2 separate regions of the Homo sapiens genome follow, and region 1 is linked to region 2. Evidence: chromatin loops called from intact Hi-C (ENCODE). Cell type or tissue: ovary. All regions are shown on one strand. Each heading gives the region's core, and the rest is flanking DNA. Links, peaks and the distances in the headings are about the cores only. Region 1 overlaps MTHFD1L (methylenetetrahydrofolate dehydrogenase (NADP+ dependent) 1 like). Region 2 overlaps MTHFD1L (methylenetetrahydrofolate dehydrogenase (NADP+ dependent) 1 like).

The links. Peaks named below come from ENCODE experiments on the same cell type or tissue, not always from the same donor. Only the 100,000 strongest peaks of a DNase experiment are listed, where the experiment ranks them.
Region 1: a loop joins it to region 2, with 2.0 times the contacts of the local background. A loop is called at or near these places in 2 of 110 quality-filtered maps.

Annotation. Positions count from the first base shown.
Region 1 is chr6:150,917,562-150,933,002 of GRCh38, reverse strand. It overlaps MTHFD1L (methylenetetrahydrofolate dehydrogenase (NADP+ dependent) 1 like), which reads right to left. Exons shown (of 28, transcript NM_015440.5): 9 at 14,335-14,426; 10 at 10,701-10,798; 11 at 6,708-6,881. Among named protein-coding and RNA genes, the nearest start is that of MTHFD1L, 60 kb to the right of the region's middle. RefSeq lists a silencer at 10,004-10,252. In ovary, for the core only: CTCF peaks have their summits at 4,181 and 7,595; a DNase peak (open chromatin) is centred at 7,732; H3K4me3 peaks cover 595 bases; H3K27ac peaks cover 4,679 bases.
Region 2 is chr6:150,986,404-151,001,844 of GRCh38, reverse strand. The region is part of intron 20 of MTHFD1L (methylenetetrahydrofolate dehydrogenase (NADP+ dependent) 1 like); the gene reads right to left. Among named protein-coding and RNA genes, the nearest start is that of MIR12131, 110 kb to the left of the region's middle. In ovary, for the core only: no CTCF peak of the experiment used is centred there; no DNase peak of the experiment used is centred there; H3K4me3 peaks cover 1,417 bases; H3K27ac peaks cover 6,901 bases.

The DNA.
Region 1 (15,441 bases), core at 3,484-11,483, 69 kb after region 2:
GTTTAGTTTTCCCCCCAGTATCTTTAGCTCAGATTCCAAATCATCAACGGGGATATACGAAAGAATGAGCACCAAGGTAATCTAATTTCTCTTTCTTTCTCTCTTTTCCTTCCTTCCTTCCTTCCTTCTTTCCTTAAGGTAATCTAATTACTCTCTCTCCCTTCCTTCCTTCCTTCCTTCCTTCCTCCCTCCCTCTCTTCCTCCCTTTCTTCCTTTCTCTTTTTTTTTTGGAGACACATGGAGTTTCGCTCTTGTTGCCCAGGCTGGAGTGCAGTGGCACAATCTCAGCTCACTGCAATCTCTGCCTCCCAGGTTCAAGCAATTCTCCTGCCTCGGCCTCCTGAGTAGCTGGGACTACAGGCACGTCATCACACCTGGCTAATTTTTGTATTTTTAGTAGAGACGGGGTTTCACCTTGTTGGCCAGGCTGGTCTCAAACTCCTGACCTTGTGATCCGCCCACCTCAGCCTCCCAAAGTGCTGGGATTACAGGCGTGAGCCACCACGCCCAGCCCTCTAATTTCTTTTTCTATGGGAGCTTAGAGTTCATAGAGATGGAACTGTGATTTTTGTTCATTACATTCCTCCACTTCTCCCGGCAGATTTCTGTACCCCCTCTCTGATATCTAGAGCATTGATTATATGATTATTCTAGAATTTTTCAGATGGCTTCATGATAAGCATTCTGACATGCCTGTCTCGCCTACCAGGCCACACACTTGTTGAGGTAAAGGACAATGCTCACCCTCTTTGCACCGCTATCACATCACCTGTTCAGGGCACAGAACAGCAAAAAAGGGTTGACAATGGAATGATGCTTTTTTTTTTTTTTTTTTTTTTTTGAGATGGAGTCTCACTCTGTTGCCCAGGCTGGACTGCAATGGTGTGATCTCTGCTCATTGCAACCTCCACCTCCCGGGCTCAAGCAATTCTCTTGCCTCACCCTCTTGAGTAGCTGGGATTACAGGCACCCATCACCATGCCCAGCTAATTTTTGTATTTTTAATAGAAACAGGGTTTCACCATGTTGGCCAGGCTGGTCTCGAACTCCTGACCTCAAATGATCCGCCCGCCTCGGCCTCCCAAAGGGCTGGCATTACAGGCGTGAGCCACCATGCCCTGCCAGAATGATGTCTTTTTAAAGATGAGTATTACTTATTGGCAGTTACAGTAAAAACTGTCAAAGTACCTGTGACCATTTGGACACAATCTGAAAAGAAGTTTATAATTTACTCAAAGGTCAAAAAGATGGCTTATCCAGAGAGAAGTGGTAAAACTTTGAACTATTCTAAAGACCCAGAATCTTGTTGAATAGCACCACTGCCATTAGCCATGGGCCTCACCATGCACTCCAAAACTACATGCTCAAGTAGCATATGAACATAAATCATCCATCCCAGGCATCTTTAGGGTCTAGGGGCTTTTTAAGCCTTTTATTATCTAACAATAAACCCCATGGTGCATTTGGTTATGTTTCTCATTACACTTGACTTAGGTAAACGGTTCAAAGGCCCTGTGGGAAGTGGTTTCTTCTAAATACCTCTGTTTTGTTCTAGAAGTAGCACAAATAAAAGAAAATCACACAGATATTTAAATAGTTACTCAAGGCAGAAAAGCCAAATCATAGAAAAGTCAGATTATTTTAACATTGTACCGAAATAAAGGGTTGAAACATTTTTAAAAAATCCAATCGGGTATTTGGCCCTCTGCAGAAAAAAAAAAAAAAAAAAAAAAAGATGAAATGATGTGAATGATTCAAATTTTTCTTTAATGTGAAATTCAGTCTATTCCCAGATCAGTTTGGGCTGCTTTTTTAGCTGCTCTGTCCAACCAATTCAGGGAAATTCTAGAAACTTCTGCACAGAAATGGGTGCAGGCCTGATGGAGACTGAGATTCAAATGCCCTGCAGCTGCACTCCAAGTCAAGTTCTCAAACAAAATTCCTTTTCATTAGTGTAACTGGGAAAATATGTAAAACTCATGAGTCCCTAAGATTCTTTTGGCATATTTCCCTGAACAATTCCCAATACTTTTCATTTTGTCAGGCAAAGCAAATAAAGTGATGTGTAGGTGTAAATACCATGCGATATGTAGTTGATGAAATGCAGATGATTCTGACTGAATAAGAAATCCTAAAGTTTGAAGAATGGCTTTTTAAAAGAATTAATCTGTTCTGCATTTGAGTTATTAATAATAGAAGATTTAAAAAAATCTCATTGTTTTATATTTTAATCCCATTGCTGATATATTTAAATCACATTTCTATATAAATTAAAATATGTAATAACAAATATATTGTTATTTAGTATTATTTAAAAATTACTTGGGTATTTGAATTCTTCTAAAGCATGGAAAAAGATTTATGTTACAGTGTTCAGAGAAAAAGGCAGGACAAAAATGATATTTATAGCATGATCTCAATGTGTAAAAAGATGAATATATAAATAAAATATTGAGTTATGAGAGACCTAGTTATCTCCTTTTTACTTTATGTTAAATTTTTTACAATAAGCTAATATTATTTTCAGAATTAGAAAAGACTTTTAGAAAAAGGAAATAATTCTCCATTTAATGGAGGGGTCATTTATATTTTTAAAGAAGTTGCAACAGTGCATATAATGGTTTGATAACAGTCATTTCCCCCTAACGCTTGACCTGGTCAAATGTAAAAATATGAAGATGATTTTTATTTCAAATTGACTTTTCACTTTAGATTACAAATGTTGCTTTAAACCAGTGCTGCTTTTTGCTGTTTGTTTGTATTTTTTAAAGATGGGGTCTTGCTATGCAGCTCAGGCTGGTCTTGAACTCCTGGCCTCAAGTGATCCACCCACAGTCTCCAGAGTAATTGGGTTATAGGCACAACCCGTCATGCCAGGCCCACTTTAGGCTATCGATAAAATAGTTGCCTGTGATCTAAACTGATATCAATATTCAGCTATTAAGGGATTAGATACTGATGACAGTTTACAGCCCTAAAAAATATATCATTTGTTGTGTTGGGGAGAAGGGGCTGTTCATTCTTCCCTTATAGAATCCAGTGTGGCTATTTCCTAAAAATCTTCAAGCTGTGCCACAAATGCATACATATATCATAATCTTACCAGCACGGTTATTTTTTTCCACTACAGTTAAAAAAGAGACAGGCCATTTAATTTTTGTTCCTTCAAAGGTCTTTGTTAGGTAAAGAAACTTAGAATTTCAGAAAAAGAATTGTTGATCCCTTGGTGTTTAATCTGTTCTTGAAAATTCATCTTTAGTCTTCTTTTCTATTTACAACATGGCAGGCCAATTTCAGCTTGATTATACATATTAATGCTAGCAAAAAGCCAGCGTGGAGAAATGTTCTACTGGCCATGGACTGCATTGGCTGTAACCCCAGGCAGTCGTGCTAGCTAGCATTCTCCAGCATGAGGCTGGAGGCCCAGCTTTGTTTACAAGTAAGGAACCTGAAAACAGTATCATCACAGCTTTGTTTTAGAAGTATCAGTTTTGTGTTCCAAGCTAAGGTCAGAGCCATCCATATCTGGATTTCTGATTTTATTGACAAGCCCAAAATGGAGTAAAGCACAAGGACTGGATAAGAAAATCTGCTGCAGGATTCTTCCTTCATAAACAGACAACACATCCTACCAAGTTTTCCTTAAGTGTTCCTATCTGAACAGGGTGAGAAAGCCTGCAAACCCACCTACCAAGATCATCTGAAGCCTGGAAGAAAGGAACCAATTTCACAAATCAAATGCTTTTTCAAGGTCTTAATGGCCAAGAGTTTGTTTATTAATTGCAGACAAATATGCATCAAGCATACTGCCATAAAACAACCCTGACTAAACTGTGCCCTAAACTCAGAGACCCCGGAGCCAATCTAACCAGAGGCAGCTCCTTGCAGGGTGTGGGCCCAGAGGGTGCCTGCAGGTGGAGCCAACCCCTCCCCTCAGCCAGGAACTTTCCCACACTCGATTATGGGGACATTAAGTTTGGGGTTCTAGGTTGGAAAGGGGCTCAGGAATCTAACTGCAGTGAGCCTGGAAGCCTGCGGGAGAAGGGTGAAGCCACAGGCAACCAAGGTGTGGAGCAAAGGATGAATTCCTTACAATGCCAACTGCTGAGGGATTCAGAGAGGCCCTGGCTGTCTGTCCCTCTTACAAAAAAGCTACAGAAGCTGGGCATGATGGCTCACACCTGTAATCCTAGCACTTTGGAAGGAGGAGGCGGGCGGACCACTTGAGGCCAGGAGTTCAAGGCCAGCCTGGCTAATGTGGCGAAACCCCGTCTCTATAAAAATACAAAAACAGTTAGCCAGGCGTGGGGGTGCATGCCTGGAATCCCAGCTACTTGGGAAGCTGAGGCACAAGAATTGCTTGAACCCAGGGGGCAGAGGTTGCAGCGAGCCAAAATCGCACCAGTGCACTCCAGCCTGGGTGACTTCATCTCAAAAAAAAAAAAGAAAAGCTACACAAAGAGAAGGAGAAAGAGGAGGACAGGAAAGTGGGACAGGAGGAGGGAAAAAGGATTTGAAGAAATCACTATATCATTAAAGAGGTGATTTTTTTTTTTTTTTTTTTTTTTTGAGACAGTCTTGCTCTGTCACCTAGGCTGGAGTGCAGTGGCGTGATCTTGGCTCACCGCAAGCTCCGCCTCCCAGGTTCACGCCATTCTCCTGCCTCAGCCTCCTGAGTAGCTGGGACTACAGGTGCCTGCCACCACGCCTGGCTAATTTTTTGGTATTTTTAGTAGAGACGGGGTTTCACCATGTTAGCCAGGATGGTCTCGATCTCCTGACCTTGTGATCCACCTGCCTCGGCCTCCCAAAGAGCTGGGATTACAGGTGTGAGCCACCGCGCTTGGCCTGTTTTGGATAATATTTTTGCTTTATTTGTGGTTATAAATAATTGAACTCACTTCCGGGGATTTTTCCTAAGGAGATAATTAAACAGATGCACAAATCCACATGCCCAAGGTTGTTAATTCTAGCAGTTTAAAATGGCAAAAATTGGGAACACTTTGATTGCCCATCAATAGAAAATTGGTCAAGTAAGTTGTGGAACATCCCTATTCTATGTTCAAATTATTTTTCTGCATCAGTGCACTTGGACAATTAGAAACACTCAGAACTACCAGGGTAGCACTTATTGATGGAACTAGAGGTGCCAGAAGATGTGTAAGATGGGATCTCCACCCTCATCCTGGGCATTTTGCTACTCCCCCAGCCCCTGCTTCCCCAACATGTTTAAGAATCTGGGATGTGGCCAGGTGCGGTGGCTCACACCTGTAATCCCAGCACTTTGGGATGCCAAGGTGGGTGGATCACTTGAGGTCAGGAGTTCGAGAAAAGCCTGGCCAACATGGTGAAACCCCATCTCGACTAAAAATACAAAAATTAGCTGGGCATGGTGGCGCATGCCTGTAATCCCAGCTACTCGGGAGGCTGAGGCAGGAGAATCGCTTGAACCCGGGAGGCAGAGTTTGCAGTGAGCTGAGATCACACCACTGCACCCCAGTCTTGGCAACAGAGCAAGACTCTGTCTCAAAAAAAAAAAAAAAAAAAGAATCTGGGATGTGAGTGATGGAATGTTATGTTGTCATGAAAAATGGTGACATAGCTCAATATTCACTCACATGGAGCTCAGTATGCCACATATGCTTGAATAATCAGGTTGCTTACACAATAGCATGTGAGTGTGACCTCATGGCTGAGAGACTCTATCAGCGTCAAAACAGTCCTCGCAGGTCAACAGTTGTTTCCTCTGAGTGCTTGGGTTTGGGATGTTTTACTTTTTCACTTCTGTTTTCTGAATTTTTAGAATATTTCTACAATGAAACTACATTCTTTTTATAACCAGAAAAAGAAATAAAGAAAAAAGCACTTACATTAATAATTAAATACGTAAAAACAAAGTTACCTAGGAGTCAATTCCAATTACAAGAAATGTCTCTGCCTGACAAATAGGTTTTGTGCCTGAAGCTTTGTATACATCATAAGCAATAGTCACTGAAATGAAATTTCAAGGCAGCAAAGGAATTTATATGGTCTCATGATGTTCCCTCAGGTCACACTGAATAAATATTTGAAATCCCTTGCTTTCTATCATCTTTTCAGCTAGTGAATGTACTTCTTTTTTTAAAAAGAAGGGGAAAAAGGCAAACACTCCTTTTCACAAAAACTATGAATTTGTCTTTTATAAAATAACCAACACAAATGAAAATGGCCCAACATTAGTTTTGAAATGCAGAAAAAGGGAAATAATGAGCTTTTGAAATGTGAATATGTAGGTAAGATCAAGGATATTAACAGGAAAACATGTTTCATATGATTATCTGTACCTTTTCCACGAAAATATTTCAAGTAGAACGCACAAAACAAACTGCTCAGTTCAAAATAGTTTACTTTCAATTCCTATTTTGATTTTTATAATGAAAAATGAAATTCAAAAAGTCAAGGAGGAGCAGGGGTAATAACAACATAATATGAGAAACAAAAGATAAAGCACTGCAACTTGTTTGACTTTATCTTGTGTAGAGTCGACTAGTTTGCTCTGCACTGAAAATAAAAACTTATCTCACACCAAATAAAGAAATGCCAAATGAAATGGACGAAATGTCAAATGTGAGAATAGGATGGATTGAGGGGTACGAGGAGAGAGATAAATAGGGAAGAGTTTTGTAAATATGTCTGCTTGATCAAGTAGATGTTAGATGGTGTCTTACCCAGCAACTAAGACGTATTTTCCATCTGCTTGATCCTTTAACCTTTCTAGCACGGACAAACGTACTTTGGCTTTGCTTTTGCCATAGATTTCAATTTCATCTGCAAGCAATCCAATCTCCTTGGCAAGGACATCCACAGCTTTTGGAGTTTGTCCTCTTGAAATCTCAATGTCACTGAGGGGAAAGACAATACGAAAGAGAGAAAAGGCTTCTCAGCTTAGGTGGTCACAACTGGAGTGAAAACAGCCACACATCACGCCAACGATGAAATCAATGCAATTACTTTGGGGTCCTTTCTCCCAGGCAGTAATAAGCACAACTGCTAATAATTAACGTGTATGAGAAAATGGTGTATCATTTTAGAAATGCAACTCCAAAAAACTCACAAAGATCCTAGAATTGTGTCCAGGTGGAAGTATAACACCTATGGCATAGAGACAAGAACAGCATATTATAATGTGTCCAAAACCCTCCTGCAAGTGTGATTCGACTACAGAGCAAAATGCTCTGTATGGGCCATCATGGTATTCATTAGCGATGAATAGAGGGTCATTGCATAATAATCTCCGATCGGGCTGGCCACATGTTTCTCTTGGCTATTCAAAAATGTGAACATTACTATCACATTAGAGATTAAGTACAAAAAAAAAGAAAAAATGTGGAAATGCTATTTCGTTTTATCTGTGTCCACACTTCCCCCTCTCTATTTACAGTCTAAAATCATATTTCAAAATGTTTTATTAATTACATAACTGTCGGTAAAAGGACCTAGTGCCCTGAGCCCAAGTTCAGACAGGAAATTGTAGGAACTCCAGAGAGTCATTGGGCACGTAACTGAACTCTTCTATTTTACTGGCCACCACTGCTCGTCTTACAGGAGTGGTCTGGATACCAGCATGTGTAATGCTGGACTCTTTCCTCTGGGGCTCATGTGCTCAGTCATTTCTTTGCTGGGCAGTCAGGCCCTTCATGTGTCTGAGAGTGAGAGATGGAAGGCACACCTGTTCCCCCAGCAGCAAGACTAACCCCGGGAGACCACGCGGCGGGGGACTACCCTTAAAGGTTGCATCAGAGAGGACAGCTATTCCTTCACTCACCCCAGAACACTTATTTTTGTTGTGGTCTGCCTCCTTGCGGTGGGCAGATCAACCCCCTCAGTGGACTTTAGTCAGCCCCTTGGCCCTGACTGTTTCTGTAGCTACTGCAGGTAATCTACCCTCAGTGTTCAGACCACCCTAGACTCTCCTCCAGGATCCTGTAGGGGCCTGACCCGGGGGTAAGAGGCAACAGCAAACACACCTCCACCCAGACTTCTCCAAAGGGCACCAGAGAAACTAGGAGTTCAGGTTACCCCCCTCAAGTACCGCTGAGTATTCCTTTCCAGGCCTCCACCTATCCGACCTTTCCTTTCTAGCCTCCTACTTTGTTTTGCCTTCCTGGCCATAGTTTTTTTCTGTCTCTCTCTTCCCACAATCTCCTAAATTGAAGAGCTTAATCTTGAACAATGTGTAAGCTTTTGGCAGGCTGCAGAGGCTCACGCCTGTAATCCCAGCACTTTGGGAGGCCAAGGCGGGAGGATCACTTGAGTCCATGAGTTTGAGACCAGCCTGGCCAACATAGCAAAATCCCGTCTCTACTAAAAATACAAACAAATTAGCCAGGTGTGGTGGTGGCACCTGTAGTCCCAGCTACTCGGGAGGCCGAGGCAGGACAATCACTTGAACCTGGGAGGCGGAGGTTGAGGTGAGCTGAGATTGCACCACTGCACTCCAGCCTGGGCAACAGAATAAGACTGTCTCAAAAAACAAACAAGCAAACAAAACAGGCCTGGCATGGTGGCTCATGCCTGTAAGCCCAGCACTTTGGGAGCACAGGAGGGCAGATCACTTGAGGTCAGGAGTTCAAGACCAGCCTGGCAAACATGGTGAAACCCTGTCTCTACTAAAAATACAAAAATTAGCCAGATGTCCTCGCTTGAACTCAGGAAGTGAAGGTTACAATGAGCAGAGATGAAGCCACTGCACTCCAGCCTGGGCAACAGAGCAAGGCTCTGTCTCAAAAACAAAACAAAACAAACACCTGTAAGGTTTTCTCTTTACTAGCTAGTCACAGAGACATCATCCGATTTTTGGGGTGATTTATAAACTACTCAGCCTGCTTCTCTTTGCCCAGTGGGTCTAGAAATCAATGATTTCAAAGTAAATTCTTCTTGGGGGAGAAAAGGATTTAATTATTTAACAAGAAGAATTTACTTTGAAACTTTGGTACACAATTTGGTGGAATCTATCTTAATCTTTTTTAGCACTTTGTAAGTAGAAATTATTGATTTACTTTTAAAATCTAAGGTCTTATAACAACAAAAATAACTCTAAAATAAGATATTTTATGAAACAGATTGCACAAGCCCAGGGATGATATTACAAAGAATAACATTCCTCATTGCAACTTATATAATTAATGAACAGAGAGCATAACTGAGATGTTTCGTCTATTGCAGGGATGAAAACATGTCCAGGAGGGTCACACCCTCCTAGTGGGTAGAACTGAACCAGGGTGTTCATCTGACTGTCCAAGGAAATGGAGTTCAATTCTATAAAGCAACTGGTTATCAGGTAAAAAATGAGTCAGCCCCGGTGCGGTGGCTCATGCTTGTAATCCCAGCACTTTGGTAGGCCGAGGCAGGTGGAACACCTGAGGTCAAGAGTTCAAGACCAGAGCAAGACTCTGTCTCAAAAAAAAAAAAAAAAAAAAGAAAAAATAAATAAATAAATAAATAAATAAATAAAGTGTCAGTTACTAGAGGGATTTTATCTCCTCGGCACTGTGTGCATTCCAACGTTGCTGGATGAGATTACCTGGGGATGCACACCTAGTATTATGCACACCTGGATAATGGGGGTGGGGCCAATTCCTTGGAGTGGGACAGACACAGATGACTCATCATCAGGCTGGAAAATGCAGCTGTCTGATTCAGACATCATCCCTACCCAATCATTCTAAACCACAAGCTGAGACTATGACCTACAGTTTATATTTCCAAATTTATAGATAGAATATGTAGCTCAGACCTCATCAGAGAGCACTCTGAGGAAAATATCCACCTTGACGAGCACAGACTATTCTATCAGATCGTTCTGAAGAAAGCTGAGCTCAGTTCCCACGTGGAATAATGTTTGGTTTGGACGGTCCTTTATCCCCAGAGTAGAAACCTATATGGCCCTTAACACCAGGCGGATATATACGTGTTGGGCATTTCTGACATTGAAAAGCATATTCCAAATATTACATTACCATATTTTGTCAAATTTAAAACCATTACTTCATGGACCACTAAGAAGAAAAACCACTGCCAGGCCAGGCGTGGTCGCTCACGCCTGTAATCCCAGCACTTTGGGAGGCCAAGGTGGGCAGATCACCTGAGGTCAGGAGTTTGAGACCGGCTGGCCAAAATGGTGAAACCCCCATCTCTACTAAAAATACAAAAATTAGCTGGGTGTGGTGGCGTGCACCTGTAATCTCAGCTACCCGGGAGGCTGAGGCAGGAGAATCGCTTGAACCTGGGAGGTAGAGGTTGCAGTGAGCCGAGATCGCACCATTGCACTCTAGCCTGGGCAACAGAGCAAGACTCCATCTCAAAAAAAAAAAAAAGGGTGGGGGGGGAAAACACTGCCATTAAATATAGGAAACATCATTGAAATTAAATTAATATAAATTAATTTTAAAACATCATTAAAAAACTGCCATTTAATATAGAAAACATCATTGAAATAAAAAAATATGCCTTCTTAGAATTGACAGAACACAGTAATACATTCATTATGATTTAATTTTGGAGAATTTACAATAGAGAAAATAGGGTGGCAATTTAATGAATAGAGAAACTTATCTACCATCAAAACCACAGTACCATGAGTTGTGCTTCTCCCCCATGACTAACTAGGGCTAAGGCACTGTGCTGAGCTGACATCAGTGTAAATAAAACACCAGTGTTACCTTGGCACAGGGGAGAGAGGCTGAAGTTTCAAGCAGTGAAGTCTCCACCGCCTGTGCTGCTGTTCACGAAGCCATCTCCTTCCACTACTGACCATGTTCTTCAGCAGGGATAGAGGGGAAAACATGTTAGAATGGTAAAAGCTGACAGGGCACACACTTAAACCATGGAAATATTGTTTGTGGATGTTACAAAACAAGATTATCGAGTCGCACAATAAGCCAGGAGGATATTAGGAATATTTTTATTCACGTGTAACTAGGTTTGTAGGTTTTTCTTAAAAAGGAAAACGTGAAAACCACTAGTTAGATATACAACTATTCAATATCGCACTGAAGAGTTTGATAGTATTAAAAGAAGCTGCTCTGTTTCTTAAATATGCATGCATGAACTTGATGATCCAGCTTAATTCTATAGTTCCCTTGCAGACTATTAGCTCTTCATACTTACAGCAATGAATCTGAGAATGTTTTTAAAAATGTACATCCAGGGTTATTTCAAGTCACAGGCCAGAACTTCTGACTATGTTCATTGTTTTTGTTAAATTTTAAAAAGAAAAACAGGAAAATGTGAGAAAATACACTATTAAAAAATCCAGGTGTGGTGATGCGCACCTATAATCCCAGCTACTCGGGAGGCTGAGGTGGGAGGATTGTTTGAGCCCAGAAGTTTGAGGCTGCAGTGAGTCAAGATCACACCACTGTACTTCATCCTAGCTGAGATTCTGTCTCTTTAAAAATAAATGAATAAATAGGCCAGGTGAGGTGGCTCATGCCTGTAATCCCAGCACTTTGGGAGGCCGAGGTGGGCAGATCACTTGAGGTCAGGAATTCAAGACCAGCCTGGGCAACATGGTGAAACCCTGTCTCTACTAAAAATACAAAAATTAGGCCAGGTGCAGTGGCTCACGCCTGTAATCCTCTTTGGGAGGCTGAGGTAGGCGGGATCAACTGAGGTCGGGAGTTCGAGACCAGCCTGACCAACATGGAGAAACCCCGTCTCTACTAAAAATACAAAATTAGCTGGGTGTGGTGGCACACGCCTGTAATCCCAGCTACTCGGGAGGCTGAGGCAGGAGAATCACTTGAACCCGGGAGGTGGAGGTTGCAGTGAGCTGAGATCGTGCCATTGCACCCCAGCCTGGGCAACAAGAGCAAAACTCCATCTCAAAAAATACAAAAAATTAGCCGGGCGTGGTGGTGGCATGTGCCTGTAATCCCAACTACTCAGGAGGCTGAGGCGGGAGAATCACTTGAGCCCGGGAGATGGAGGTTGCAGTGAGCCGAGTTTGCGACATTACACTCTAGCCTGGGCAACAAGAGCTAAACTCTGTCTCAAAAAAAAAAAAAAAAAAAAAAAAAAAAATTATCTGGGTGTGGTGGCATGTGCCTGTAATCCCAGCTACCCAGGAGGCTGAGGCAGGAGAATCACTTGAACCTGGGAGGTGGAGGCTGCAGTGAGCTGAGATCGTGCCACTGCATTCCAGCCTGGGTGACACAGTGAGACCCCGTCTCAAATAAATAAATAAATAAATAAATAGATTAAGTGTTCACAAAAGACATCATGTACATGGATAAACTTATACTGAATAGGTTCGTCATCCAATTTAGAAAAGAAAAATGAAGAAAATATAGGACTGCGTGAATGATCAGCTTGGATGCCCAGCTTCCAAATACCATCCTTCCATAGTTGGTATAAAAGAGCAAGCAAATTGAACTACTGAGTAGTGTTATGTATGCATATAAATTATAAGTAAATGAAATAAAAATAAATAAAAATAAAATTTGGCTTTGATGGAAATGTAACTTATAATCCTTACAAAAATGTCTAATGACCCATTTTGAGGTAAAGAGTTTCAATTGTGTATTACCCTGTACATAAGAAAGAAATGAACTAAATGTCACTGCCAGAGGCCACCACTGCTGCAGGCTCCAGCACCATGAGAACACTCAGCTTATATGGTGGAACACTGATGACCTTCGCCTTTAGGTCACACAGGTGGTGGTGGTTTGAAAAAATGCCTCCAAATACTTTAATACTCCTGTCTTGAAGAAGTGAGGACAATTCTCCTTCTCTTGAATGTGAACTGGACTTAGTGATCTACTTCTAACAAACAGGATAAAAGGAAGTGGCGGCACATGAGGTTAGAGCCCAGGTCATCCACACTGCAGACTCCTCCTGGTTGCCTCCCTTGGATTGCTCACACTGGGGGAAGTTAGCTGCCACACTGTGAGCAGCCCTACAGAGAGGTGGACATGATGAGGAACCAAGGCATCCTGCTGATGGCCAGTGAGGAATGAAATACACATGCCCACAGCCATGTGAGTATGCCATCTTGGAAACAGATCCTCCAGCCCCAGTTAATGCCTCAGATGACTGCAGCCCCAGCTGACATCTTCACTTCAAATGCATGAGAGATCCTGAGCCTAAACAATTTGATATAGTTTGGATGTGTGTCCCTGCCCAAATCCCATCTTGAAATGTAATCCCCAGTGTTAGAGGTGGGGCCTGGTGGAGGGTGATGGGATCACAGGGGCTAGTTTCTCATGATGGTTTAGCATCATCTCCCTCGGTAGCGTCCTTGTGATAGTGAATGAGTTCTCATGAGATCTGGTCATTTAAAAGTATATAGCACCATCCCTCACTCTCTGCTCCTGTTCCCGCCTTGTGAGATGCCTGCTTTCCCTTCACTTTCTGCCATTCTTGGAAGCTTGGTGAGGCCTCTCCAGAAGCAGATGCCTGTGTTATGCTTCCTGTAAGGCCTGCAGAACTGTGAGCCAGGTCAGGCGCGGTGGCTCATGCCTGTAATCCCAGCACTTTGGGAGGCCAAGGCGGGTGGATCACATGAGGCCAGGAGTTTGAGACCAGCCTGGCCGACATGGTGAAACCCTGTCTCTACTAAAAATACAAAAAATTAGCCAGGCGTGGTGGTGTGTGCCTGCAGTCCCGGCTACTCAGGAGGCTGAGGCATGAGAATCTCTTAAACCCAGGAGGTGGAGGTTGCAGTGAGCCAAGATCGCACCACTGCACTCCAGCCTGGGTGACAAAGTGAGACTCTGTCCCAAGGGGAAAAAAAAGAACCGTGAGCCAATTAAATCTGTTTTCTTTCTAAGTTAACCAGTCTCAGGTATTTCTTTTTTTTTTTTTTCAGTCTCCCTCTGTCACCCAGGTTGGAGTTCAGTGGTGCAATCTCAGCTCACCACAACCTCTGTCTCCTGGGTTCAAGCGATCCTCCTGCTTTAGCCTCCTGAGTAGCTGGTATTTCTTTATAGCAATGCAAGAATGGACTAACATACCACCTAATCTGCTAATCTACTACCAAATCTCTGACTTGAAGAAACTGTGAGATAATAAATGCCTTGTTGCTTCAGTTGCTAAATTTTGGGATAATTTATTACACAGCACAAGATAACATACACAGTCCCCAGGATGGGTCCCTGCCCCACACTGCCATGTGATCATAGGCAACTCACTTCATTTTTCAAAATCACCATTTCTTCACTTATCAAATGGGCCTAACACTGTGTGTGAAGTGTTTAACACTGTACCTGGTAAACAGAAACCACTTGCAAAATGTTAGCAACTATTAATCAAACTTCCAAACTCAAGATTCTCAGACAGCTATGTTGAACAAACCTGAATTCGCAGAGCTGCAGCAAGGAGAATCACATCATCTTCCTCAATGAGTCCACCAAAATGTATTCTTGGAGAGCCACACCCAACCTTCCCTGTAAAAAATTGGAGGGAAAAAAAAGACTTTCAGTACACTGTCATTTCTAACCAATTGCTCCTTGTAAACAGCTAGCACACTGAATAGTGGTCTCATTTTTCACCAAGGAAGTTAGGATGTCGGGGCACGGCTGCAGACTGGTCACCTCTGGCACAGGCTTGGGGCCCTCCATTGGGCCTGCTTCACATTTTACATTAGAGAAATGGCCATCTGGCCGGGTGCAGTGGCTCACACCTGTAATCCCAGCACTTTGGGAGGCCGAGGCAGGTGGATCACCTGAGGTCAGTTCAAGACCAGCCTGGCCAACATGGCAAAACCCCATCTCTACTAAAAATATAAAAATCAGCTGGACATGGTGGCGTGTACCCGTAGTCCCAGCTACTTGGGAGGCTGAGGCAGGAGAATCGCTTGAAGCTGGAAGGTGGAGGTTGCAGTGAGCCAAGATCACGCCACTGCACTGCAACCTGGGCGACATAGCAAGATTCCATCTCAAAAAAAAAAAAAAAAAAAGGCCATCTAAGCTATTAACCTGGGATAAATGGATTTAAAAAATGTAATGAAGCACATCATGTGCTTTCAAAATCATATCTCACACTGAGCCAGGAAGAAACATCTAGGCACACCATCTCTTCACACGAGCCCAAGTATTCTGATTTTTAAATTATGGCATAATTAGAGATAGAAATAATAGCTCAAGAGAATTCATAGCGAACATTTAAAACATGTGGATGCAACATAGACTGCAGATTAGGCCACAGAATTCAGAGTCAGACTTGCATTAAAAGCATACCTCTTCCTCTTGCTAGAAATTGTGATGTTGGGCCTGTTAATTAATGTGAGTAATATCAACCTCCTAAAATTTTGTGAAAATGAAATATGATAAGGTATATAAAGTTCTTGGCATATAGTATGTAGTTTAAACTATTAACATGAAAGTAAGGCTCAGAAGAAAGGAACAGGGATATATATTCTTCCACAGCATAATCTGTCAGAATGACTTCATATCCTAACCT
Region 2 (15,441 bases), core at 3,167-11,166:
GTGTCAACAGTGATGAGTTCTGGGGCAGCAGCAGGGAGTATTCTGTTTGACAAAGAAACACTTCAGAGAGAGGATGCTCCAGGGACCACTTCCACCTGGACTTGGTACCCAACCCCAGGCAGGAACAGGCCACACAGGTAGAGAACACTGGCGCTGCAATCCGGCCTCCTGAGGTCCAGGTATTTTACCCACTCCCAGCCGAGTGATCAGATCCCAAGACTTGCCTTCCTAACCTCCCCCAGCCAGGCACCAGCTCTCCCTTCGCTGGATGGGAAATGAGTGACCCCAATGCTCTAGCCTGGGTTTTCTTTTCAAATTTTACTTTCTGTTGTCAGCACATGTGCATGGAGGGAAAAGAAAAGGCAAGAACCGCTTTAGATCTGAAATTCTCATTTCTGCTTTTACACTGGGGAAAACCCTCCTTGGACTTTGAAAAATAGTTAAACTGAAGTGCTGAGATAGTTTTTCCGTAAAGTTTTCTTAATTTCTACTTGAAATACCTGGATGTTGCCACCAGAATTGCAAATTAAACTTCTGCCTTGCTATGGCACTAAGAGGTCCTTTATTCCATGGGTACTCAGAAGATAAAGAAATTAGAACTGTCGGATTTCATGGCTACTTCACAATGGTAGCAACTTTTCTCTCCATGTGTGCAACAAACATATATCAAATATACAACATATTGAGTTCACCATTACGTCTGGACACGAACTTGAATTTATGGACTGCCAGAGGTTTCACAGAAGAACTAGTCCTTGCAACTAGCTCAGCTCAAAATAGGTTAAGAAATATGAGCGCACGGGGCGTATCTGGCTAACTTAATCATCAAAAGAATTTCTTGTAAATAAGAAAGAAAAATAAAACTGTAGCTTTCATTCAAGTAAAGGCTACACTTTGCTTCCTCACAACAAATCAAAAACAAAAATAGAAGCTTTGTAGAGGAACAAGCAAGGTGTATGCTGGACAGTACCTCATTCTGAAGCGCTGTTGGTGTTAACTGCCAAACAGTGCTAAAAGAAATAGAAAGTAGAATCTTCAGGCTGCCTTTTTCTGCCCTATATAAACATGTTTATTCAATGGCAGCTGTCTGCAGATAAACTCAAAAAAAGTCACAGCAACACATGAATTCTGAACTTGAATTAAAGGGGAGAAAGTGAGGATTGTAATGACTTTTTCAGTGACTACCAGGAGACAACACCAGGATAAATCATTCAATTAACTATAAGAGAAATTCGGCATTATTACTGCAGCTTAAAAATAGAACTTTGTTTAGAATATATTAATTTTGAGGATCCAACTCATCTTAAGTCAATGAAATTTCACTAACCACTAAATCCTTTCTGCTCTTTAGGATTTGTCTATTCAACATATAACCCTGTTTAGTTTTATTAAATATCTTGGAGTCGAATTTCCAGGAAGTATATAGAACTAACTAGACACATATCAGGAGACCTAAAGGAAAAAGAAACTGGCACAAACCTCAATTTTTTTCTTTTTTTTTTTTTTTTTGAGACAGAGTCTCTCCCTGTTGCCAGGCTGGAGTGCAGTGGCACGATCTCGGCTCACTGCAACCTCCACCTCCCTGGTTCAAGCAATTCTCCTGCCTCAGCCTCCCGAGTAGCTGGGACTACAGTTGTGCACCATCACACTCAGCTAATTTTTGTATTTTTAGTAGAGACGGGGTTTCACCATGTGGCCAGGATGGTCTCAATGTCTTGACCTCGTGATCCACCTGCCTCGGCTTCCCAAAATTCTGGGATTACAGGCATGAGCCACCACACCCAGCCCAAACCTCAATATTAATATTAGCACATGCCCTTCTTCCTTTCCACCTCTTTGGTGATGACCAAGTTCATACACATTAGGGGAAGATTGGAGGTGGTGCACAGAACATGAGGAAGTTACTGGGGACGTATTTGGGAAAAGCGATAGAGAAAGTAAGCAGTGTAAAGAGGAGACAGGTACACGTGAACATATTTTTGGTTGTAGTAAAAGCTTTGAAAATACCAATACCACTTAGACGTGCTTTTGTGTCAGAACTCAGAATTTCCTTCCTCCAGAGCATTAATTAGTTACAGACACCGGTTTACATTATTTAGAACCATCATGAGTCATCTTGTTTTGTAAGATGATTTTGACCAAAGTGAAATTTAATTTCCAAAAAGAAATGTTTCGATGAATATTATAAATTATACACATTTAAAATTATATGATTATACATGTAATAAATTATATAGGCTTATTTTTAGCTCCTTTATAAAAATCCATCAGAATTAAATTCATAAATCCATTATCCAAATAGTTCCCATGTTCTTGTAGGGAACAAGAACAGTTTGTACAGTGCCATGACTATGACCAGAGCTTTAAGCCTTCTGCTCTTGGCCAACAGTGGTGTTCCCCAATCCTGGTTAGAGGCCTGGGATTTTGGATGATTGCATGAGGGAAGAGCTCTATTCTTGCAACTCCTGAGAACTGGACACCAGGAAGTTAACTCAAAACAAATGAATTCTGACAGGCTTGGCCATTAACATGATTTAGCCCAAAATAATGGAAAGATGACACAGAACACTTTTTACTGAGCAGTTATGAAAACAAACCCAAAAGGGAAAGAAGTACAGAATTATGCAAAATGGTTGCAAAATGCAACATGGAAAATGCAATTATGCAAAAATGGTTGGCACCAGACTGAAGTGATTTTTGGCTTTTAAATTTTTTCAGATTTTGTAATATTTGCATATACATAACGAGATATCTTGGGGTTGGGACCCCTGTCTAAACATGAAATTCATTTATATTTCATATACTCCTTATAGACATAGCCTAAACTATATATATATATGTATATATATTTTTTTAAGACAGGGTCTCCCTCTGTTTGCCCAGGCTGGAGTGCAGTGACATGATCTTGGCTCACTGCAACCTCTGCCACCCAGTTCAAGTGATTCTCCCACCTCAGCCTCCCAAATAGCTGGGACTACAGGTGTGTGCCACCGTGCCCAGCTAATGTTTTTTTTTTTTTTTTGTATTTTTAGAGGAGACAGGGTTTCATCACCTTGCCTAGGCTGGTCTCGAACTCCTGAGCTCAAGTGATCTGCCTGCCCTGGCCTCCCAAAATGCTGGGATTACAGGTGTGAGCCACTGTGCCTGGCCCTGGACAATAGTTTTAATAATTTTGTGCATATATGAAAGATTTAACTGCATGCTGACTGCAACCCGCCACACGAGATCAGGTGTGGAATTTTCCACTGGTGGCATCATGTTGTCACTCAAAAAACTTTGGATTTTTGAGCACTTCTTTGGATTTTGGATTTTTGAATTAGGGATGCTTAACCTGTGTAAACAATAAAAGGTAAAAACATTTTACTTTAAAACTTCCTAGGAAAGAACAGTTTCAAAAACCATGCAGTAACTTTTTTTTGGTACCATTAATGTAACTTAGCAAGAGAAACTATGATTATTGAATTCAAAAACAAAGTAAATATGCCAGCATTCCTGGCAGGACAACTTAGATTACAGAATAAATTAAGACAGACAGAAGGAAAATATCTTAAACTTTACAATTATAAGATCGTACAATGTAGTAACTCAATACAAGCAGGCTGATCATGGACTTTTGAACCAAGATAGAGTCCCAGTAGTTTGTCATTATATAAATTTACAGAATTTCAACCAGCATTTAAAAAAAGGAAATAAAATAGGATAGAAAATTATTAGACTACATCATATATAGTAAGTGAAAGTAGCACTGTTTCACAAGATTTTGATTCAGTTTTTGCACACACATGGTGTCATATAAAATGCAATTGCTGCTCTGGATTTCAGTTAAACATTCAAGAGTCACAGGCACAGAGTCTACCTCTGGTGATTCCTTATTTAAGAAGGGAAGAGACGGACCTGCCACTTTGTGCTCATGCCTAGACCTACCGGTTTCTCACAAGCAGATCGATTTAATGATTACTCGGGCCTGGCCTAAAGAATCTGCTCAGTTTTGGTACAAACAGCAGAGGCAGCTCCCATGAAACAATATTGCTGGTGTTATTAGTCAGTGTATGTATTTTTTTTGTTTTGTTTTTTGAGACAGGCTGGAGTGCAGTGGTACGATCATAACTCACTTCAGCCTTGATCTCCAGGGCTCAGGTGATCCTCCCACCTCAGCCTCCTGAGCAGCTGGGACCACAGGTGCACACCACCACACCTGGCTAATTTTTGTATTTTTTTTGTAGAGATGGGGTTTTGACATGTTGCCCAGGCTGGTCTCGAACTCCTGGGCTCGAGGCATCCACCTGCCTTGGCCTCCCAAAGTGCTGGGATTACAGGTGTGAGACACCGTGCCCAGCCTCAATGTATTTATACTTAGGATCACAAAGCACAATCATAGCCCAAAGATGAAGAAAAACATCTTCACTGTTACTCGCACTGATCCCGTGACCCATTGTCACAGACTTGGAGCCGGACAGCAAAAATGTAGCATGAAAACAAATGAAGTAAGAAGAATCTTCAGTCAAGCTCTGTTCAGTTTGAACGTTATTTTGTAGAATATTGGGAAGTTGTTTTTTAGAGCAACCTACACCCTTGTCCAGGGCTCAGCACAGTACCAGCAGTGCACTCATCGGCTCAGGCACTAGCCCGTGGCCCTCACTGCCCTACAGGAAAGACAGGTCTTGGTCCTCAGTATGGATAAAGGAAATGAGCCCTCAGGGCTGACCAGGACACAGTGCTGAGAAGCTGGGACAGAGCTGGGACAGCGCCCAGGAGAACATGTCAGATCAATGACAGCGGTAAGAGTCAGGTGATCAAGTGAGAGGTTAAGGGCCCCTTTGGACCCATCTCAGCCCCTGAGGTAGTGAGTCTGGGATTCGGTCAGTGTTCTACCCTCTCAGTGGCCCCTGGGAGCAGAGGTGGCTCTTTTCCCAGCTTTCTCCACCGCACCTAGAAAGCAGGCGAATTCAAGGCAGAGGGGATGAAAGAAGCATAGCATTCAGGATCTTTCAGAGATAAACAGAGGGCCTCTGCCATCAGAGGAACCTGCTTCTACACGCCTACTTTCAGGGGTCCATAGGCAAACCTCTATCTTGGAATGTGAGAGCCCAGTTCCCCAGCTTAGGTCTCCAACCCAGCTGGAGAAATGTTTTGCCTTGTGAGGAAGTCATCTTGAGACTGAGGGTAACTTGGCCCAGCCGGCTGCTCAGGCCTGGGGCTGTAGGCTCAGCAGGAACCAGGGCTGAGCTGCAGAGTTTGAGAAGAGTCCACAAATGTAATATATGGGGGACAACAAGGGAGTGGTTTGTGTAGAACACATAGATCAAGGAGGAAATTAACATTGAAGGCTAAACAGGGGGTTTTTCTGCTGCTGCTGATGTTAAGAATGGTGACAAGAACCAGGCATGGTGGCTCACACCTGTAATACCAGCACTTTGGGAGGTAAAGGCGGTAAGATCACTTGAGCCCAGGAGACCAGCCTGGGCAAGATAGTGAGACCTCACCTCTGCAAAAAAAGGAAAGATGACCTGGGTGAGCAGATGGTTGATCAAGTCAAGGTCTCCAAACTCAACCCATAACACACCTGCTATTTCCTACCCCACTGGTGTAGTGGTCCATTTTGGGGCATGGAGACAAGAACAGGCCACACTATCTTCCTTTTCCTGGGTCCTTCCGGTGTGCCCAAGAAGGCACCCTGCTGCCTGTTCAGTGGTACTGGATGGTAAAAGCATTAACAGAAGCAATGAGGACATCCTGAAGAGGCCCGCAGTTCATATCTACATTTGATAAAACCTCAAACTACAGATAATAGCCTTGAAAAGCAGGGATGAGCATTTTTTGTTGTTTTGGCTTATTTCCAAAATAACTTCTGTTTATCAAATTAATATATTATTAGAAATATGTTGGCCAGGCACCGTGGCTCACGCCTGTAATCCCAGCACTTTGGGAGGCCAAGGCAGGTGGATCACAAAGTCAGGAGTTCAAAACCAGCCTGGCCAACATGGTGAAACCCCGTCTCTACTAAAAATACAAAAAATTAGCCTGATGTGGTGGCAGGTAATCCCAGCTACTTGGGAGGCTGAGGCAGGAGAAATCACTTGAACCTGGGAGGCGGAGGTTGCGGTGAGTCGAGATTGCACCACTGCACTCCAGCCTGGGCAACAAGAGCAAAACTCCGTCTCAAAACAAAAGAAATATGTTATTAGCGATATGTTATTGGAAAATTTAATGTAAGGAAGAAAACAAAAAACCATAAATCATTTTCACTTTATGTCTCAGGTTATCTTTGTACCGTTGACAAAGGAATGATGTCCTTGAGATGTCCCGGTAAGCATTTTTTTTTTTTTTTTTGAGACGGAGTTTCGCTCTTGTTGCCCAGGCTGGAATGCAATGGCGTGATCTCAGCTCACCGCCACCTCCGCCTCCCAGGTTCAAGTGATTCTCCTGCCTCACCCTTCCTAGTAGCTGGGATTACAGGCATGTGCCACCACGCCTGGCTAATTTTGTATTTTTAGTAGAGACAGTGTTTCTCCATGTTGGTCAGGCTGGTCTCGAACTCCCGACCTCAGGCGATCTGCCTGCCTCGGCCTCCCAAAGTGCTGGGATACAGGCGTGAGCCACCGTGCCCGGCCTGGTAAGCATATTTTACAGGACAAAAAGTAACAAAAATCAGGAATAATTCTCATGTTCCCATCTCCCCACCCCTCCCCCATCCCTAAGTCCAGAAGTAATTTGTTATAATTGCCATCTGGTATAAAAGAAGAACAGACCCTCAATTTGCCACCTTTCCCTCCTCTTGAGATGTCCTCAGCCTGACAAAAATATGATTAGTTGTATTATACAGGAAAATACGAAAGATATATAAACATTTAATTATTATGTTTATTATACTGGCAAAAGATATGCATTAAAAACAAGGTTTCATTATGCCTAATTGGCTTGCAAATCTCGGAGAAAGGTTCCTGAAGAGCAGTTTGGGGCTCTCCCCAACAAAGATATCATTCTCTACCTACATGCTTTATCTGCAATGTAACGATGCCATGCTCTAAAGACGGTTCTGTATCCCAATCGATTCAACTAATCTAATATGAAGCTTTTCTCCATGACACTAACTACCATATAATCTTCCACTGTAAGACTGAGTCCTGATTTATAAAACTACACTCTTACTATTGGATGTGTCCTAAACTCTTTTTCAAAAATGATCTGTGATGCACAGAAGAATGAAAGGGTGGGCTGGTCAGTTTGGTTGATTTAGAAGATAATCCTAATCATGTCTGTGTAGAGAAGTCATAGGTCTTCTTGCCTAAACTCTGGTTGACCACCTGACAGATGCTGTCAAAATAGAGACGATGACACAGATGACGGGATTAACTCAACTCTGTGTCTAGGAAAACCTCTTGAACTGTCGTCACGCTGACAGTGGATTGGCAACTCACCTTTCTATTTCAAGAAGAAGAGGTAGAATCTGAATGTCTTCGCTTGTCTTGCAGCTAAGTATGGCTGTGTGACTAAGGTCACTGATGAGATGTAACCAGGTATGTTGTATGTGATTTCCAGGAAGCCTCCTGAAAAGGGGGTATGCCTTTCTTCCTTTTTCTTGCTGATTGGGATACAGATGCAATGGCTGGAGCTTGTGCAACCATCCTGGACTACCAGGTAGCACAGAACCCATGATGATCAAGGAGTTGCTAAACCAGCCCAGACTGGCTACCCTGAACTTCCTTGATGTGAGAGAGAAATAAACTTGTATTATAGTGCTGGGTCACTTTCTTTCTTTCTTTCTTTTTTTTTTTTTTTTACTGTTGTTGTTATTTGTGGGTAAAACTAATCCTAACTGACTCATTTGCAAATACAGAGACTACTGAGAAACATCATAGCATTTTTCATTTGTATCATTTCAGTTTGCAAACTGCTTCAACACTGCGCAGTGTTTTCTTTTTCTGCACAATGTTAACTCTGAGACTAAAGTCAAGGTTACAATTCTAATTTAGAAGAGGTGAGACTTGCTTAAAGTTTTGCTGATGAATAAGCTAAACTTTCAGAGGCTGAGATCTTGCAATAACTCTTTAATTGACACCCCCAAGCTACGCCACTGAAGGAAACAGAGAGGAAGGATCGTAAGCTCCAGACACTGAGTTAAATCAAGACAGCAGAAATCGGTACTTACGGCACTTTGGAGGGGCACAAGATCTATGTGCAGGAATCCAGGAGCTTTCCTGTTCAACTGTCCTTAAAAACTGCTTTCACACTAGGCCGGCTGTGGTGGCTCATGCCTGTAATCCCAGCCCTTAAGGAGGCCGAGGCAGGAGGATCACTTAAGGCCAGGAGTTCAAGACCAGCCTGGGCAACATGGCAAAAACTCGTCTCTAATAAAAATACAAAAATTAGCTGGACGTGGTGGTGTGTGCCTGTAGCTTGAGAGGCTAAGGCACAAGAATCGCTTGAGCCTGGGAGGAGGAGGCTGTGGTGCGCCGAGATCACATCACTGCACTCCAGCCTGGACAACAGGGCAAGACTGTCCAAAAAAAAACCCACCCAAATTATCTAAATTCTGTCTCTAAATTACTCTAAATTCTGCTCATTTGTTTGTGTATGTGCCAAATGAAGAAATGGTTTTTTGGAAGAAAAAACTATTTTCATACTTGTTTAAAATATTTTTAGAAGTTATATCATGAAATTGTTGCCTGTCCCTGAAAAGTAAAAACAATCTACTCTCAACCAAAACATCTATGCAATTTCATAAAACAAACAAAGAAAAAGGGACTAAACAATATGGAGAGAGAAATCAAAAGAAGGTACTCAGATTGCTGGTGTTTACAATTCAGCATCTTTGTTTGCATAAACACTCAAACATACGAAAAAATTTAAAACCTCATTAAAACTTAACCGAGCATCACAGTGCTGAATCAGAAGCACTGGGTGAGTGATGAAGCCATGCTTGCTGCCCTTGGAAAGCAGCCTACATGGGAAACCACTGAGAAATCTCAGCACTGTTCATGTCTCTGGGTTTCGTTTGCAGAGAGAGTCGTAGCCCTGCTCAAGTCAGGTGGTTCACCCAGTCACCAACTGCCCGCATCCCTACCATTCAACCCAAGGGAAATGCAGGAATTTGTGCAGCCTCAAACAAAAGCCATCAGTGCTGCAAGAAAGTAATGTAAGGCCCCTGGCCCACTAAACATGGCCATTGACATCCAGATTTAGTTCTAAAAAAAGTGAAGATGTAACCACATACTCATCACAACTGCCAATCTTGGCTCTGGCCTCAACCTCTCTCCTAAATTACAGACCTAAATTTCCTTCCCCACCCTGAAATGGACAAACATTAACATTTTACCATGATTACTTAAGATTGTTCCTCTTTCAGAGAAGTAAAGCAGCATAGCTGAGTTCAGTATCCCATGCGCTCATCCCACCCCTCTACTTCTTCCCATGGTCATAACTCCTATGAACTCAGAGCTTATGCAGATCAGGTTTTCAGACTTTTTCTACATAAGCACACATGCATAAACAGAATATAGCATTGTGTTATGTGTTTTTCAAAAATGTAACAGATTGTATACACACTTCCACAACCCGTTTTGTTTTTTCATTGTGCATTTCTGAGCTCCAGCAGTGTGGACATACCCAGAAGTAGCATTGTTGGTTATACCACGTGCACATCTCTTACTGACGAAGGAGTCCTTTCCTGGGGAGGGAGCCCTGTTAGATAACAATTTGTCCACTCTTTCCCTTCACTTATTCGACTTCAGAAAAGTGGTATGACTTATCTGATGGGGGGTTGGAAAGAAACAGTATCTTAAAGTACAGTCCTGGCAAAATCATTCAGGAAGTCCTCATGGATTAGAAACTATACTAACTCTTCTCCATGACTTTTAAAGACATTGAATGAGACTCCAGTCTATTTGCTTTACCCTGTCTCTGAACTAGCGAACTATTTTGATTCCTTGAACACAGGCCAATCTTTCTCCCCTCTCACCTTCTTCAAGGCTCGCCTCAGTGCCATCTTCTCAGGAGAGCCTTCCTGAAACCACTATTTCAAAACTGTCAATTTCTCCTCACTGGCAATTGAAAGCATAGTATTTCAGATTAGCATTTATTCCCCTCCAGAATATGACTTCATCTAATGATGAAACTCATCTCCCCCAGATGTCTTAGACTCTAAACTATGCCCACAATCTGCTGACACTTGTCAGCTACAGTCACATGCCTGTCGTTTGCTCTCTGCCTCGAATGTAATTTCCCTGTGTCTACATGTCAAATTACTTGATTTTTCAAGTCATTTTTTCCTTTTATAAAAAAAACTACTACAAAAGTAATACACAGTAATTGTAAAAATTTGAGAATGCCAAATCACAAAGTGTGAAGTGAAAATCACCATGATTCCATTACCTCCAGGCAAACAAAAATAATCATTTGATATACTTCTATATCTCTTCATTCCATATATAGATATAAATCTCATACAAATTGGAGATATATTATTTTACAACCTGATTTTTTTAACTTTATATTTTGTGAATGTTTTCCCATGTTCCATGTATACATTTATCTATTCTTTTTACTAGCCTTGATAGGATACCAACAATAATTTTTTTTTTTTGCTTTTTCCTGGAAGCTTTATGTTTAATTTGCACACTAAAAAGTAAAAAGTCACTCTATCTTTATTTTGAATATATTGTGATACAAAGCTCTATGGTTTATATTTTGGCAGGGCATGGCAGCTCATGCCTGTAATCCCAGCACTTTGGGAAGCAGAGGCAGATGGATCACCTGAGGTCACGAGTTCAAGAGCAGCCTGGACAACATGGCGAAACTCCGTCTCTACTAAAAATACAAAAATTAGCCAGGCATGGTGGCATGTGCCTGTAATCCCAGCTACTCAGGGAGGCTGAGGCAGGAAAATCACTTGAACGCAGGAGGCGGAGGTTGCAGTGAGCTGAGATCGCACCACTGCGCTCCAGCCTGGGTGACAGAGCGAGACTACATTTCAAACAACAACAACAACAAACTCTATGGTTTATGTTTTAAAATTATTAGTCAAATGTTCCAACATCATTTAATCAGTATCCCATCCATTCACCACTAATTTAAAATGTCATCTGGCCAGGTGCAGTGGCTCATGCCTGTAATCCCAGCACGTTGGAAGGCCAAGGCAGATGGATCACCTGAGGTTGGGAGTTCAAGACCAGGCTGGCCAACCTGGTGAAGCCCTGTCTCTACTAAAAAATACAAAAAAATAGCTGGGCATGGTGGCGCATGCCTGTAATCCCGGCTACTCGGGAGGCTGAGGCAGGAGAATCACTTGAACCTGGGAGGTGGAGGTTGCAGTGAGCTAAGATCACGCCATTGCACTCCAGCCTGGGCAAGAAGAGTGAAACTCTGTCTCAAAAAAATAAAAGAAAAGAAAAAAATAAAAATAAAAATAAAATGTCATCTTATCAAATTACTACTGGAAGAAATCTATCTCAGGACACTCCAGGGTATTCCTCTGCTATTAACTGTTTTGCTATAGGGTTATCTTGTTCTGATACTTACAATTAGTTTAATCATCCATCATGGTTCTTGAAAAAGCCTTTTTTTTTTTTGAGACAGAATCTCACTCCGTCGCCGGGCTGGAGTGCAGTGGTACAATCTAGGCTCACTGCAACCTCTGCCTCCCTGGTTCAAGCGATTCTCCTGCCTCAGCCTCCCAAGTAGCTGGGACTACAGGCACGCACCACCTCACCTGGCTAATTTTTGTATTTTTAGTAGAGACAGGGTTTCACCATGTTGGCCAAGCTGGTCTCGAACTCCTGACCTCAAGTGATCTGCCCACCTTGGCCTCCCAAAGTGCTGAGATTACAGGCGTGAGCCACTGCGCCCGGCCTTGAAAAAGCTTTTAAATCCATCCTCATGAATTCATTCTTGCAGAATCTAGACAAATGCTGTGATTAATTTAACCACGAAGTTCATTTTCCTCTGCAGTTTTTACAGTAAATACAGTATAGTATAGTGTGGCATGATATAGTATAGTAATTTTATAGTAATTTAGGTGTTAGTTTGACAGAGGAAGGATGATTAATACCAGTTATTCCCATCTAAGAGTATGTCATGTGTCTTACCATTTATTCAGGTCTTGTTGTTTGTCTTTCAATAAAGTTTTATAGTTTTATTCTATGTGCTCATTTCTTGCTAAACTTATTTCCTAAGTATTCTATCCTTTGGGGGACATGTATAAGTAGGACATTTTCTCTATTACAGTATGTATTTATGGCTAACAAAAAAAGAAAACTATTGACATTTACATATTTACATTGCATCCACTAGCAAACTAAAACTTTTATTACTTAAAATAAGTTGTCAGTTGCCTCTCTTGAATTTTCTAGTTATATAATTATTCTGTACATAAATAATAAAATGTGTCTCTTCCTTTCCAATATTTATAATTTTTGAAATTGTTCTTATTCATGCTTCAGAATAATGATGAATAATAACGGTGAGTATAGGCACTGCTGTGGTGTTCCTTATATACTGGATGCGTCTTCAGGGTTACACTATTTAATGCCATGATCACATTAGTTTCAGTTTTTCAGTTTTACTTAAATTCTTCTGTTGCATGAAGTCTTCCTTTATCATTCCACTTAGATACCCTTTCATTCCTAAAGTTACTTCTTTGCTCTGCTTTATTTTGATCTAGATACCCAAGCAGTTTGTAATTTGCATAGTACTTTTAAATCTTAGGCAGCTTTTAAATTGATATTATTTATACTGAAGCATTAATGGTTAAGACAACATTCACAGCTATGGCTAGCAAGAGGCTTGCGGCTTTTAGAGATCCCTAATAGGCCAGGCGTGGTGGCTCACGCCTGTAATCCCAGCACTTTGGGAAGCTGAGGTGGGCAGATCACCTGAGGTCAGGAGTTCGACACCAGCCTGACCAACATGGAGAAACCCCATCTCTACTAAAAATACAAAATTAGCTGGGTATGGTGGCACATGCCTGTAATCCCAGCGCTTTGGGAGGCCAAGGTGGGCAGATCACCTGAGGTCAGGAGTTCGAGACCAGCCTGACCAACATGGAGAAACCCCACCTCTACTAAAAATACAAAATTAGCCGGGTGTGGTGGCACATGCCTGTAATCCCAGCTACTTGGGAGGCTGAGGCAGAAGAATCACTTAAACCTGGGAGGAGGAGGTTGTGGTGAGCCGAGATTACATCATTGCACTCCAGCCTGGGCAACAAGAGTGAAACTCCATCCCCGCTCCCGCCCCCCCCACAAAAAAAGAAAGCCCTAATAATCTGTTTTTCTACACCCCACAAAAGATGTTAAGAGGTACATAGAAAGATACACTAAATGCATCTTCCTTTAGCAATGGCTGGTTTCCCAATATTCCTAGCTCAAAATTCTGTTATGTTTTCTTTGTGTAAGAACAGCACAATATTGTAATTATACCAAACGTTGCTAAAAACTTTAAAACGACCTCATATAATTGCAATATCCTAAACTATAGCTTATACAAGGAAGGGGTAATTTGACTCTTTTTGAGTATCCTCAGGCTGAATGCTCTTGGCTAAGATGGGGTAAGATAGCAATCATATAACGTAATTTTAAAGTTATTATGTAACGGATATTTTTAAAAATTCTCAAAAAGCTTATGCATTTTATGAATTTCAAAACTTCAGTTTAACCTCTGGATCACATTTTAAAATCATTTAATGTTAACTTTCATAGCACTAATCTCTGCATGACAATGTTTTGACAAGGATCTTATTTTAACTCCACATTTTATGATGGTAAGCAGAACTACATTCTAAGCATATTACTTAGAATATATATAAATCATAAGCAGGGATGGGCTGAATATCTCATTGAAAATCAATCTGCATCTTACAGCACATAGAGAAACAGTCAAGGTCAGGTTAGACAGCCCTAAACCTCAAAACTCCTTCCAAAACGTTTTACCTTTTAAATTTAATTACTCTTTTACCTGATTTATTTAATTGCTGCTTCAACACAGCACATGGAAAATATGCCTGTGTTCACCATAAAAAGCCTAGTGGCCATGCAGACAGGTTTACCAGTAGTTAAGTCATTCAGCTACCAGAAGTGTTACTAGTTTCTCATTTAACAAACGTGCACTTCCTGTTATGCACAGGGCTGTATGATGCTGCTATGGAATGAAAGTGAACATTCAGAGGTGGCAAAGCACGGTGGTAAAAGCAAAGGCTGTGGGGCCGACACTCAGGTTCAAATTCCTGCTCCCCCTTGCGCTAGCTGCCTGCCTTTGAGCAAACTACTAACTCACTCGGATGCTCAGTTTTCTCACCTGCAAGATGGGGGTAATTCTGGTAAACTACTCATGGTGTTGTTTGAGCAACTGAATGAGTCACAATGTACAAAGCACCAAGCAGGGTGCTCAGCACGTAGCCAGGTCCTCACAGGAGGTAAACTCTTACGACTGTTAGCAAAGATTTATCCATGCCTGGAACAGCACCATATGCATTACAGAAGTCACTTCTGCTGTCCTCACACTGCCTTGTATGTTAGGTCATATTATTTCCTACAGCTTTACAGACAAGAGAACTGGGGCAAGAAAGGGCTCTCAAACCTCTATAAAGGGGTCTCAAACCTCTAAAGGGTCTATAAAGAATGGATAAATAGCCTGCTAGATGCAACTACCCGAATGACTCGTAGAAGCCTAATTAAATGTAAAAAGCAGGTTAGGGAAGATCCTATACACAATACTATATTATTTTTGCAAAATTGAAACATTTTGCCTATTTCAGTAGCGAGAAAATAAGACTTTAACATTAAAAGCCTTGTTTCTGTTTTTCTTCATAATGCATTTGGCATGGTAAGCATATTAGAACAGAGGTCCCCAGCCAGGCGCGGTGGCTCACGTCTGTAATCCCAGCACTTTGAGAGGCTGAGGGGGGCAGATCACTTGAGGTCAGGAGTTCGAGACCAGCCTGGCCAACATGGTGAAACTCAGTCTCTACTAAAATGACAAAAATTAACTGGGCATGGTAGATGCCTGTAGTCCCAGCTACTTGGGAGGCTGAAACAGGAGAATCACTTGAACCTGGGAGGTGAAGAGTGTGGTGAGCCGATATTGTGCCACTGCACTTCAGCCTGGGCGACAGAGTGAGACTTGATCTCCAAAAAAACAAAAACAGAGACCCCTAACCCCCTGGTCTGCAGCCCCTGTAAGGAACTGGGTCGCACAGCAGGAGGTGAGCAGCGGGCAAGTGAGCATTACTGCCTGAGCTCCACCTCCTGTCAGATCAGCAGTGGCATTAGATTCTCATAGGAGTGTGAATGCTACTGTGAACTGCGCATGTAAGGGATCTAGGACCCACGCCTTATGATCTGAGGTGGAACCGTTTAATCCCAAAACCACGGAAATGTTGTCTTCCAAGACACCGGTCCCTGGTGCCAAAAAGGTTGGGGAGCAGTGTTTAGAACACAGCACATACAT